Regions from separate parts of the Homo sapiens genome. Here region 2 is linked to region 1. The links are chromatin contacts, found by Hi-C or POLR2A ChIA-PET in ENCODE. All regions are on one chromosome and are shown on one strand. The core of a region is the stretch at or near the end of the contact, and the rest is flanking DNA. Distances in the headings are between cores, read along the strand shown.

The links. Hi-C counts contacts between places; a loop is a spot of excess contacts on that map. ChIA-PET counts read pairs that join two places held with the same protein, here RNA polymerase II (POLR2A). Pooled maps may share reads with other maps.
Region 2: a pooled map shows a loop between it and region 1 (2.3-fold over the local background). The contact joins the promoter of ENEMAL here to the promoter of LTBP3 in region 1. A Hi-C loop is called at or near these places in 7 of 50 pooled maps. POLR2A ChIA-PET finds 5 or more read pairs at or near these places in 9 of 52 experiments (BJ, CD4-positive, alpha-beta memory T cell, GM12878 and 6 more).

What each region holds. Positions count from the first base shown.
Region 1 is chr11:65,555,735-65,560,530 of GRCh38, reverse strand. LTBP3 (latent transforming growth factor beta binding protein 3) reads left to right here and starts at 2,172. Exons shown (of 28, transcript NM_001130144.3): 1 at 2,172-2,902. The coding sequence starts at 2,572. RefSeq lists silencers at 1,894-2,053, 2,104-2,343.
Region 2 is chr11:65,475,368-65,480,163 of GRCh38, reverse strand. ENEMAL (enhancer lncRNA neighbor of NEAT1 and MALAT1) reads left to right here and starts at 2,677. Exons shown (of 1, transcript NR_186313.1): 1 at 2,677-3,387. RefSeq lists a cis regulatory region at 367-590, enhancers at 2,364-2,453, 2,289-2,884 and a silencer at 2,624-2,753.

The DNA.
Region 1 (4,796 bases), core at 923-3,422:
CTGGGGGCCATTCATGCCACCTACCTCTCCAGCACCCCTACTTCACCCAGTCTTTACATCTCCCCTCCCAAATACATCTCTCCCAGGGCCAAGTGAGATCTCTCTCCTGGGATGAAGGCAGAGTGCCCGCTCTTGCCCTGACACAGTCCCACTGCAATGAGAATAAAAGCAAATTCCTCACCATGGCCGGCCCCTCCCACCACCACTACACCTTCGGCTCTCCCTCTCCACCACACCCTGTTGTTCCACTGGCCTTCCCTCAGTTCTCTGGATAGCCTCCCCCTGCAGCCTCCCCTGAGGTCAGATGCCCACAGGTGTGACTCACTCCTACTCATCTTCCAGCTTCCGATGGAAGACTCTCTTTGTCTCCCAGGTCCCAGCCCTCTCCTGTCCTGCTTCCCTGCCCTTCTCTGTCACGGTACCAGCCTCTGTTGTAGCCACAGTTCTGTGTGAATTGATCTGGCACATATCCAGCTCTCCTAGTACAGCAGCTCCAGGAAGGCAGGACTGGTTCTATTTGTGGCCAAGAGCTTAGGATGTGGTGGAGTCTCAGTTTGTTGAGTGAATTTTTTACATTTATTTTTTAATTTTTTGTTTTTTATTACCAGTAGTTGAACATAGATGTTGAGTGAATAGATACCCATCTCACAAGCAAGGAAACTGGGGCTTAGAGACAGTAAGAATCCAACCCTGGACTGTTTGACTGTGCTGTGCTCCATGGTGAGCCACAGCCAGCTCTAGGCAGAGTCAGGACAGGTTCAGATGAGTGTTAGGAAAAAATGAGTATACAATGCTCAGCCCTGTGCCTGGCAGGTGGTCGGCACCTAGCATTATTCCCTGCCTCCGTGTGGACCAGGGCCCCAAGAAGCAGGGGCTTGCCCCTCACACCCCATCCTGGATTCCGGCAGCAGGGATCCCTGGGGACATGTGATTGTCCCTCCCAGCCCTGCACCGCTTAGTAAGGGGGACTTACTAAGCGTCCCCCTAAAGCTACCCACATCAACTTACGCTCAAAGTAAAAACAGAGTTCCTTGGACAGGTGTGCCTGAAAGTGAGTCCCTGAACCTCCTCTCCCCAATTAGACTGCTGCCCCGGGTGCTGTCCGGGAGAGGGTCTGGTGCCGCCCTGACTTGGCAGCGCTTTTCCTGGATGTGCCCTAGCCGTCCCCACCTCCTGCTGAGTTCTGTGAGTCAGAGACGGAACCCTGGGGTCTCCTGGCAGGCCCCACAGTAAGGCCTGGGCCCCCGCACGTTGCAGCCTTTCCTTCCAGACCAGCGGACAAGCCTGGTCTGGAACTATGCTCCTCTCCAGCCATGGCCAACCTGAAGACCCCCACCCCCAGCCGCTGCCAGCCCCTGCCCTGGGGCTCTGCTGTGCCCCTCTCCAGCCCCTGGGCCCTCGGACAGCGCCCCCGTCCTCCCGGCTGTTAGCCTGGGAAGGGGGCCAGGCCCTGAGCTCAGACCTTGGCGATTCCAGAGTGTCTGAGGCCCAGAGCCAGCCCCGCCAGCACGGCCAGACGAAAGGAAAGGGGGGAGGTGGCAGGGTGGGCACCAGGAAGCCATTCCGAGGGGGCTGGCAGGGAAGCTGGGTTCTAGCTTTGTTCTTTCTGCTCCTCTTCTGGACCCCACAGACTTCCTCCTGGGACCTCCGTGAGCCCTGGCCAAAGGCTGTCCCCACCCTTTAGCCCTTTCCTCAGAGGGGATTGGACCAGCACTAACGAGAAGTTACTTTGGGGCCCTGAGACCCCCACGTTTGCAAGGGAGGCTGGGAAAGAGCTGGAAGGCCTGGGCTCCGGCTCCACCCGGCCTCCATCGTCAGTGTGACCCGGCAGGGCCACCTCTCTCCCTCAGCCTCGGTATCTCGCTCTACGCAGGCCTCCCCGCCCCGCCCCGCCCGGAGGAATCCGCGGCCGGCCAGACGGTCCCAGGTGAGGGCCCTCTGGAAAGGGCCCAGCGCGGCCGCGGGTTCCGGCGGGGGCGGGCATCTGGGGTGGGGACTGTCCCCGCGCCACCCCCCAGCCTCCGCCAGCCTGCACACCCTCGCTTCTCCAGGCGGCAGAGGCGACGCTTTAAACAACAAAAAAAAAAAAACTGTGTCCCTGGCCCGGGGCCAGCGTCCCAGCCCCCCTCGCCGCCGCCGCGCCGCGCTCCAGCCAGGGAAAACAACTGCTCACTTCTCCCTGAGCCCTCCCCGCGCGCTCCCTGCCTCCCCGCGGCCGCGGGAGAGGAGCCCGGCCAGGGGGAGGCGCGGAGCGGGCCGGCCGCCCGGCCTTCCTCTCCCTCGCTCCTCCTCTCCGCCTCAACTTGCTCCGGCCTCCTCGCTCCTGCCTGAGTTCGGGGCCTGGTCTGGGCTTCGTCCTGGGGCTGGGAAGTTTCTGCGCTCCCCGCTGTCCAGTCTGCATCTCCGCGCCTCCCGCCGGGCCCCCGCGGTCCCCTCCCGCCCGCTTCCCCCGCTGCCCTCCCTCGCTGCCCCCTACCCTCTCCCGGGGCTCCCGGCCCTCTACTCCCTTCGGGCGCGGGCCCCTCGCCCCGCCCGGGCGCGCCCCCCCTCCCCCGGGTCCTGCGGCCCCGGATGCCCGGGCCCCGAGGGGCTGCTGGCGGCCTGGCCCCTGAGATGCGCGGGGCGGGGGCGGCGGGGCTGCTGGCGCTGCTGCTGCTGCTGCTGCTGCTGCTGCTGGGCCTGGGCGGCAGGGTCGAGGGGGGGCCGGCCGGCGAGCGGGGCGCAGGCGGGGGCGGGGCGCTGGCCCGCGAGCGCTTCAAGGTGGTCTTTGCGCCGGTGATCTGCAAGCGGACCTGTCTCAAGGGCCAGTGTCGGGACAGTTGTCAGCAGGGCTCCAACATGACGCTCATCGGAGAGAACGGCCACAGCACAGACACGCTCACGGGCTCCGGCTTCCGCGTGGGTGAGGGCCGGGGGCACGGCTGGGGGCAGGGGAAGGACAGGCACCAGGCCCGGTGGGAGAGCTAGTGGGGTCTTGGCCTTAGAGACTGGGGGCTGAGGGTATAAAGGGCAGAGATCCGAGGGCCTGGGGGACCAGGGGCCTCAGGGAACTTGGGAGGCTGGAACTCTGGGGGCCAGAGTTGGAGGGCTGCATGGAGGCCTGGACTTTGAAGCTTTGCGTTAGGGTTGGGGCCTAAGGGGTGGGGAAATGCAGAGGTCCTGGATGACACTGGCTTCCCAGAAGGTGCTGAGTTCTGAGCAGGAGCACACAGGGTTTTTGAGGAATGTGAGCCGGGGACAGGAAGCCTCAGAGAAGGGCTAAATATTCCCGCAAGAAGCAGACTTGCTGGAAGAAACAAGAAAAGTCTTTACAAAATGTCTAAAGTAGGGCCTGCCAGAGTAGACACCTGCATTCCCTGGGAGGAGGAGCTAAGGTCAGGGCTGGGGATGGGAGCCGGCTACTGGCAAGGTCTGAGTAGGGAGGGTGTTGAGGCCTAAAAGTAGGGTGCAGGCCTGAAGGTAGGGACTAGTTCGGGGTTCTCAGCCTCTCCTTTTCCAATGCCTCCCCATAAGCTCCTAACATCCTGCCTCAGAGGCCCTCAGGGCCCCCCTCATCCTCCCCCAAGCCCCTACACCCTCCCCAGTTCAGCTTGGAGTCCACCCCCTCCCCAGCATCTCTCTTTAAAGGGCCAGGCCTGGGGCTCAGTCATCCTCCTGCTAGGCCCCGTGGGCCAGGCTCGGGGAGGTGTCCCAGCAGTAATTACCCTCCTGGACAGGGTAATTAGGCCAGGCCCAGGATGGCACCAGCAAAACAGCCCCTCTTACACATTCCTATATTCACTCTCCCACTCACAGAGCTAAGGAACCCCACTCATGTGGCTCAAATTTGTCATGAGATGGGGTGTGCGTGCGTGTGTCTGTGCGCATATTGCCCCTGTGTCTGGGGTCATGCCATGGGCATGGCGTGGCACACTGTGAAGTACCCGTCTTTGTGTTGTCTTGGGTGTGTGTCTCTAGTCGCTGTTAGAGAGTATGTGGGAATGTTTTTGTTTTTGTGTTTTTGAGATGGAGTTTTGCTCTTGTTACCCAGGCTGGAGTGCAATGGCGCAATCTCAGCTCACTGCAACCTCCCCCTTCTGGGTTCAAGTGATTCTCCTGCCTCAGCCTCCCAAGTAGCTGGGATTACAGGCATGCGCCACCACGCCTGGCCAATTTTTTTGTATTTAGTAGAGATGGAGTTTCACCATGTTGGTCAGCCTGGTCTCAAACTCCTGATCTCGAGTGATCTACCTGCCTCGGCCTCCCAAAGTGCTGGGATTACAGGTGTGAGCCACTGCGCCCGGCCAAATGTATGGGAATGTTTATGTGAACCTGTGTTGGTGTCAGGATGAGTCTCTGTGTGTGTGTGACAAGAGGACTGTGGGTGTGAGTGTACGTGTGTCCATCTCCCAGGCTCCCTGGCCATCCTGCCCAGGCTGCTGTCTCCATCTGTGCTGCCCACATCCCCCAGGCTCGGTGCCCAGGCCACAGTGGGCGGGTGTCATTGGGAGGTCACTCTCACCGCTATGAGTGACTCACTGGCAGAAAGGAAAAAGAGAATCCTACCTCCCCCCGCCCAGGACACACCCCTCTGCTCTGTGAGGCCTGGCCCCAAGAGGCCAGGCAGGATGGGCTGGGCTGGGATGTGCTTAGCCTGACCCTGAGGGCCATGGATATGGGCTGTCCCTGTGAGGCCCTTCTGGCATCCAGGAGAGCAGCACCCCCGCCCTCCTGCCCTCCTGCCCTGGGAAGTGAGGGCAGCCATGGGGTGGGCAGGAGAAGGGCTGGGGCTTTGGGATGAGTCAGAGCCCCAAGGC
Region 2 (4,796 bases), core at 1,428-3,927, 81 kb after region 1:
CTGTACATGTTCTGAGAAAATATAGGTGATGGAATAAAGGGAACAGAGGAGGGGACCAATTTTGACAAGGGTTGACAAGGAAAGTGACATTTGAGTGGAGAGTTAAAGGATGAGAATACACCAGCTTTGAGAAGAGGGGAAGATTTCAGATGGAGGGAAGAACAAGGGCGGGCAGAGGCGCCAGAGTGACAGAGTTGTCTCTCTGGGAGGTGAGCTCGCTCCCCCCACCTTCCACAGGGAGAGGGTTGTTCCTTCCCCCTGGCACATGTGGGAAATTTCCCAGTAATAGGTCCCCTGTCCTTTGCTTACAAGTTTGAAATACGCAGCCGTTCTCCCTGCCTCCAGACTTCAGCCACCACCACCTGCCTTGAAACAAATGCCCACATCTTTCCCAGGGGGTGCAGGCCCCCGGCCTTCCCACCCTTGAGCTGACGCCCAGTAAGGGATCTGGAGGCTGCAGGAGCCCTAGCTCCCTGCTCCAGGCCAAATAAGAGGCGCCACCTTCCTCTAGCTCATGGAAGTGGACATTTAGTCAGTGCTGATGTGGGGAATCCCTGAGGGGCCACTAGAGCACAAAAGTCAGTCTTAAGCCAGGGTGGCATAGCTAGGAGGGCTTCCAGGGAGAAGTGATTCACACCTCAAAAAAGCCTGAGAACATCAACCAAGAGGCTTGGGACTTTGTTTTATCACAGCTCGTTATGTAAACCAGTGGCCAGTCTCCAACACACAGTCTGTGCTCAGTAAACATCTGTTGAATGCACGAATGAGCCAGGCATAAGGGGGTGTTAACTTCAAAATGTTTTTAGTAGTAGTAGTGAGCTCCCTGTAAGTGAGAGAAGCCAGGGAGCTGTTAAATGGCTCCTCCTCTGGATTCTCGTCTTAGGGAAGGGTGAAGGCCTAGGACAGCCTAAATCTCTTCCATGCCAGGGCAGTGTGGGGGTAACCTACAGTCACCTGGAAAGGGAATCACATCCAAACAAAGCAATCCACATTCGCGGAGTGGGCTAAACTTAGAACCCCAGACCTCTCTGCCCCTCAGTGGCCGCTGGCCTAGTCCACCCGCGCCTGGCCGCACGACCCCCGGCCCTGAAAAGCCCTGGGCCTCGCCCCGTAACTCCCTCCTAGCTCTGGACGCTTGGGGCGGGCAGCGGGAGCTGACGCAGCTGCCAGCGCCCTTGGAAGACTCGGGCTCCGGGAGGCGAGGCGAGGCGCGACTGTGGGACGCAGTGCAAGCTGGGAGTCACCCCCTCGGCATGACCCCCTTCGCATCACCCCGGACGGAGCTCAGCCCGCCCCCGCAGCCAGAGCCCCTGCTGCTGCGGGGAGGGAAGGAGGAAAGGATGCGGCCCATTCTCCTTCCAGCTCTGGACCCACAGCAGCCCCTGAGGAGAGCAAAGGTCACCTGGTGGCCATCGAGCAGCCCAGGCAGAGGCAAAACTCTTTATCTGAGGAATTCAGAAGTAATGAGACTTCCCTATACCATTTGGTTCCTAGCTCCGGTCCAACAAAATTTCCAAGTAATTAGAATTTCTATACATCTCTGCAAATGCATGCCTGTCCAAACTCATTGTGCAACAACCCTTGCTGACTGGCATTAGGCACCAAAATGTCTACAAATGTAATCATTTATCATGACCTATGTGGCTAGTGTGGTCCAAGTTACCCTTAAGCTCCCTCTTTAAGGTCCATAAATGCCCCTAAGGAAAATCCCTAAGTCCTCTAGCTGAGGCGCCCCTCTGCACTCTTCTGTAGTGCTTTTTCTTTTTCTTTTAATTATTTTTATTTTTTTATTAATTATTATTATTATTTTTTTTGAGATGGAGTCTTGCCTCACTCTGTCTCCCAGGCTGGAGTGCAGTGGCCGGATCTCGGCTCACTGCAACCTCTGCCTCCTGGGTTCAAGCGATTCTCCTGCCTCAGCCTCCCAAGTAGCTGGGACTACAGGCAAGTGTCACCACTCCCAGCTAATTTTTGTATTTTTAGTAGAGACAGGGTTTCACCATGTTGGCCAGGCTGGTCTTGAACTACTGTCCCCAAGTGATCCACCCGCCTCGGTCTCCCAAAGTGCTGGGATTGCAGGCGTGAGCCACCGCGCCCTGCCTTGGTAGTGTTCTATATAATGAAACTTTCCTTTTCAAACCTACACTGCCCTCCGTAGTGCAAACCGAACAGCCAGTGCTGAGGCGCAGAGACGCCTCAGGCACCAGGTGGGAGCAGGCAGGAAAGGCACGTGTGCGAAAAGGGAGGAAAAGGGGACGGAGAGCTCACTGGCCAGGGGAACGGAGTCGGTGACAGAAAGGGCTGCTGGCCGTGTGGGGTGTGTGGGCTGTGTGGGGTGGGGTGTGTGGTGTGTGTGTTTTGCGTATTTTTAATAGAGACCGGGTCTGGCCAGGTTGCCCAGGCTGGTCTCAAACTCCCCTTCCCGTCCTGGAACCCCTTGGACTCCCCAGTTCGTAAGGCCAGTGCAGAGATCCTGGGGAGGGAGAAGCAGGGCCAGCTACCACCGCCCTTCCGCTCCAGACGGTCCCGCAGATTGGCCAATCCCGGCCGCCCAGCCAGATGCTTCCCGGTGACTCAGCGCCCGGCGTGTCACGTGACGGCGGGTGGGCACCCGCGCAGGGGCCGCTGGGAGTCCCGCGCTGCCTCCCCTGCCCCCGCGCCGGGGCCACGTCCCCCAGCCAGGTCCCTTCTTCCTGCCGTGTCCCCAGGGCAGGACCGCATCGGAGAGAGTCCGGGAGGAGGCCGCGCTCCTGGGGGCTGGAGACCCGGCGGCGGTGGCCACTGCGCGCTGTTCCAGCCTTGAGGGAGGGAACCGCGGGCCTGGGTCCGCCTTGGGATTTGGGAACCGGTTTCCTGCCGGGTTGACCTAACTTGAGCCTTCAGTAGTTCCGGGGCGGGTGTTGTGGTCTCCGTTCCAAAGTCGGGAAAACGGTATCTGGGCTGGCGAAGGGCCGCGAGGGTGGTGGGAGGACCCTGTGGCTGCGCCGAACAGACCGCGGGAACCCACACTGAGTGGGGTGGGACGGGCTGCCACCCCGGCTTTGTCAGCCCCATGCCCCCTTCTCGCCCTTCATCCTCTGCTCCCTCACTTAGGCTCCAATTCCTCCTGATTTTGTTCTGTTTTTCCCTTCGGGCATCCAAGGCAGCCACCTGCCCAGGCCTGGGCCTGTTCAAACACTGTCTCCGCTGTACTCCCTAGCTCCTTGAACCCCTACATTGTCTGCATTCAGGAAGTTTTGTGGCTTTTTAGGATTTTTTTTAAACACAGGGTCTGGCTCTGTTGCCCAGGCCGGAGTGCAGTAGTGTGATCATAGCTCACTGTAACCTCGAACTCCTGGGCTCCAGCCATAGGAAGCTTTTAATAAAACAACCTTTGCTCCGACCGCACCCTGGCCTTGCTGGATAAAGCCAGGCCTCTCTCTTGGGTTACAGCAGGCCCTTCAGGACTTGGCTGCCCCTCTCTGTTCCAGCTTCTCCTGATGTTCCTCGCTCACCCCAGAACTCCTTTCCCAAAACTGAGGGAACTCCAGCTTGTCCTTAAGATCTCAGCTCTGCCCAGTGGTCTCCTTAGACTGGGTGTGAGGGTCCCGCTGTGGACTCCCTGAGCTTAGGGAGAGGGCAGATTTGTTCCTGCTCTCTCAGGCCCAGTTTAGGCCTCAAGACAAGAGCCCAGGTTGTCTCCTCAGAGCTCAGAATGCTGCCACCACGTGTGGTCAGACCACTATTGGCCCAGCTCTAACCAGTAACTGGAGCAAGGCTTAGGATTGCTGAGAAAGATTGGGGGCAGCAGAGAAGCTTCTAAGAAAAGGTTAAATAACACACCTCTTTTTCTTGTTGTTGTTTTTGTTTTTTTGAGACGGAGTCTTGCTCTGTCGCCCAGGCTGGAGTGCAGAGGCGCGATCTCGGCTCACTGCAACCTCCGCCTCCTGGGTTCAAGCGATTCTCCTGCCGCAGCCTCCCAAGTAGCTGGGAGTACAGGCATGTGCCACCACGCCCAGCTAATTTTTGTATTTTTAGTAGAGATGGGATTTCACCATGTTGGCCAGGATCTCGATCTCCTGACCTCGTGATCCACCTGCCTTGGCCTCCCAAAGTGCTGGGATTACAGGCATGAGCCACCGCGCCCTGCGGATACTCCTCCATTAAGAAAAACATATTGGCCGGGCGCGTTGGCTCACGCCTGTAATCCCAGCACTTTGGGAGGCTGTGGCGGGTGGATCACGAGCTCAGGAGATCGAGACCATCCTGGCTAACATGGTGAAACCCGTCTCTACTAAAAATACAAAAAAAATAGCCGGGCGTGGGCCGGGCGCGGTGGCTCATGTCTGTAATCCCAGCACTTTGGGAGGCCGAGGCGGATGGATCACAAGGTAAGGAGATCGAGACCATCCTGGCTAACAGTGAAAGCCCGTCTCTACTAAAAATACAAAAAAATTAGCTGGGCATGGTGGCTGGCGCCTGTAGTCCCAGCTATTCGGGAGGCTGAGGCAGGAGAATGGTGTGAACCCGGGAGGCGGAGCTTGCAGTGAGCTGAGATCACGCCACTGCACTCCAGCCTGGGCAACAGAGCGAGACTCCATCTCAAAAAAAAAAAAAAAATTTGAAAAGGCAAAATGAAGACCAGTCCGAAAAGGTGGCCATAGGATGACCTTTGGGATTCTCTAGGCATGGCACCTCTCTGACTTATTCACCATTGATGAGGCTGGGCTCTGATGAGTAGATTGATAAGATATAGCTAGCTTCTGTCAGGTAGAAAAGATGACCCAAGATAATGGGCTTATTACCCTGCAGCGCAG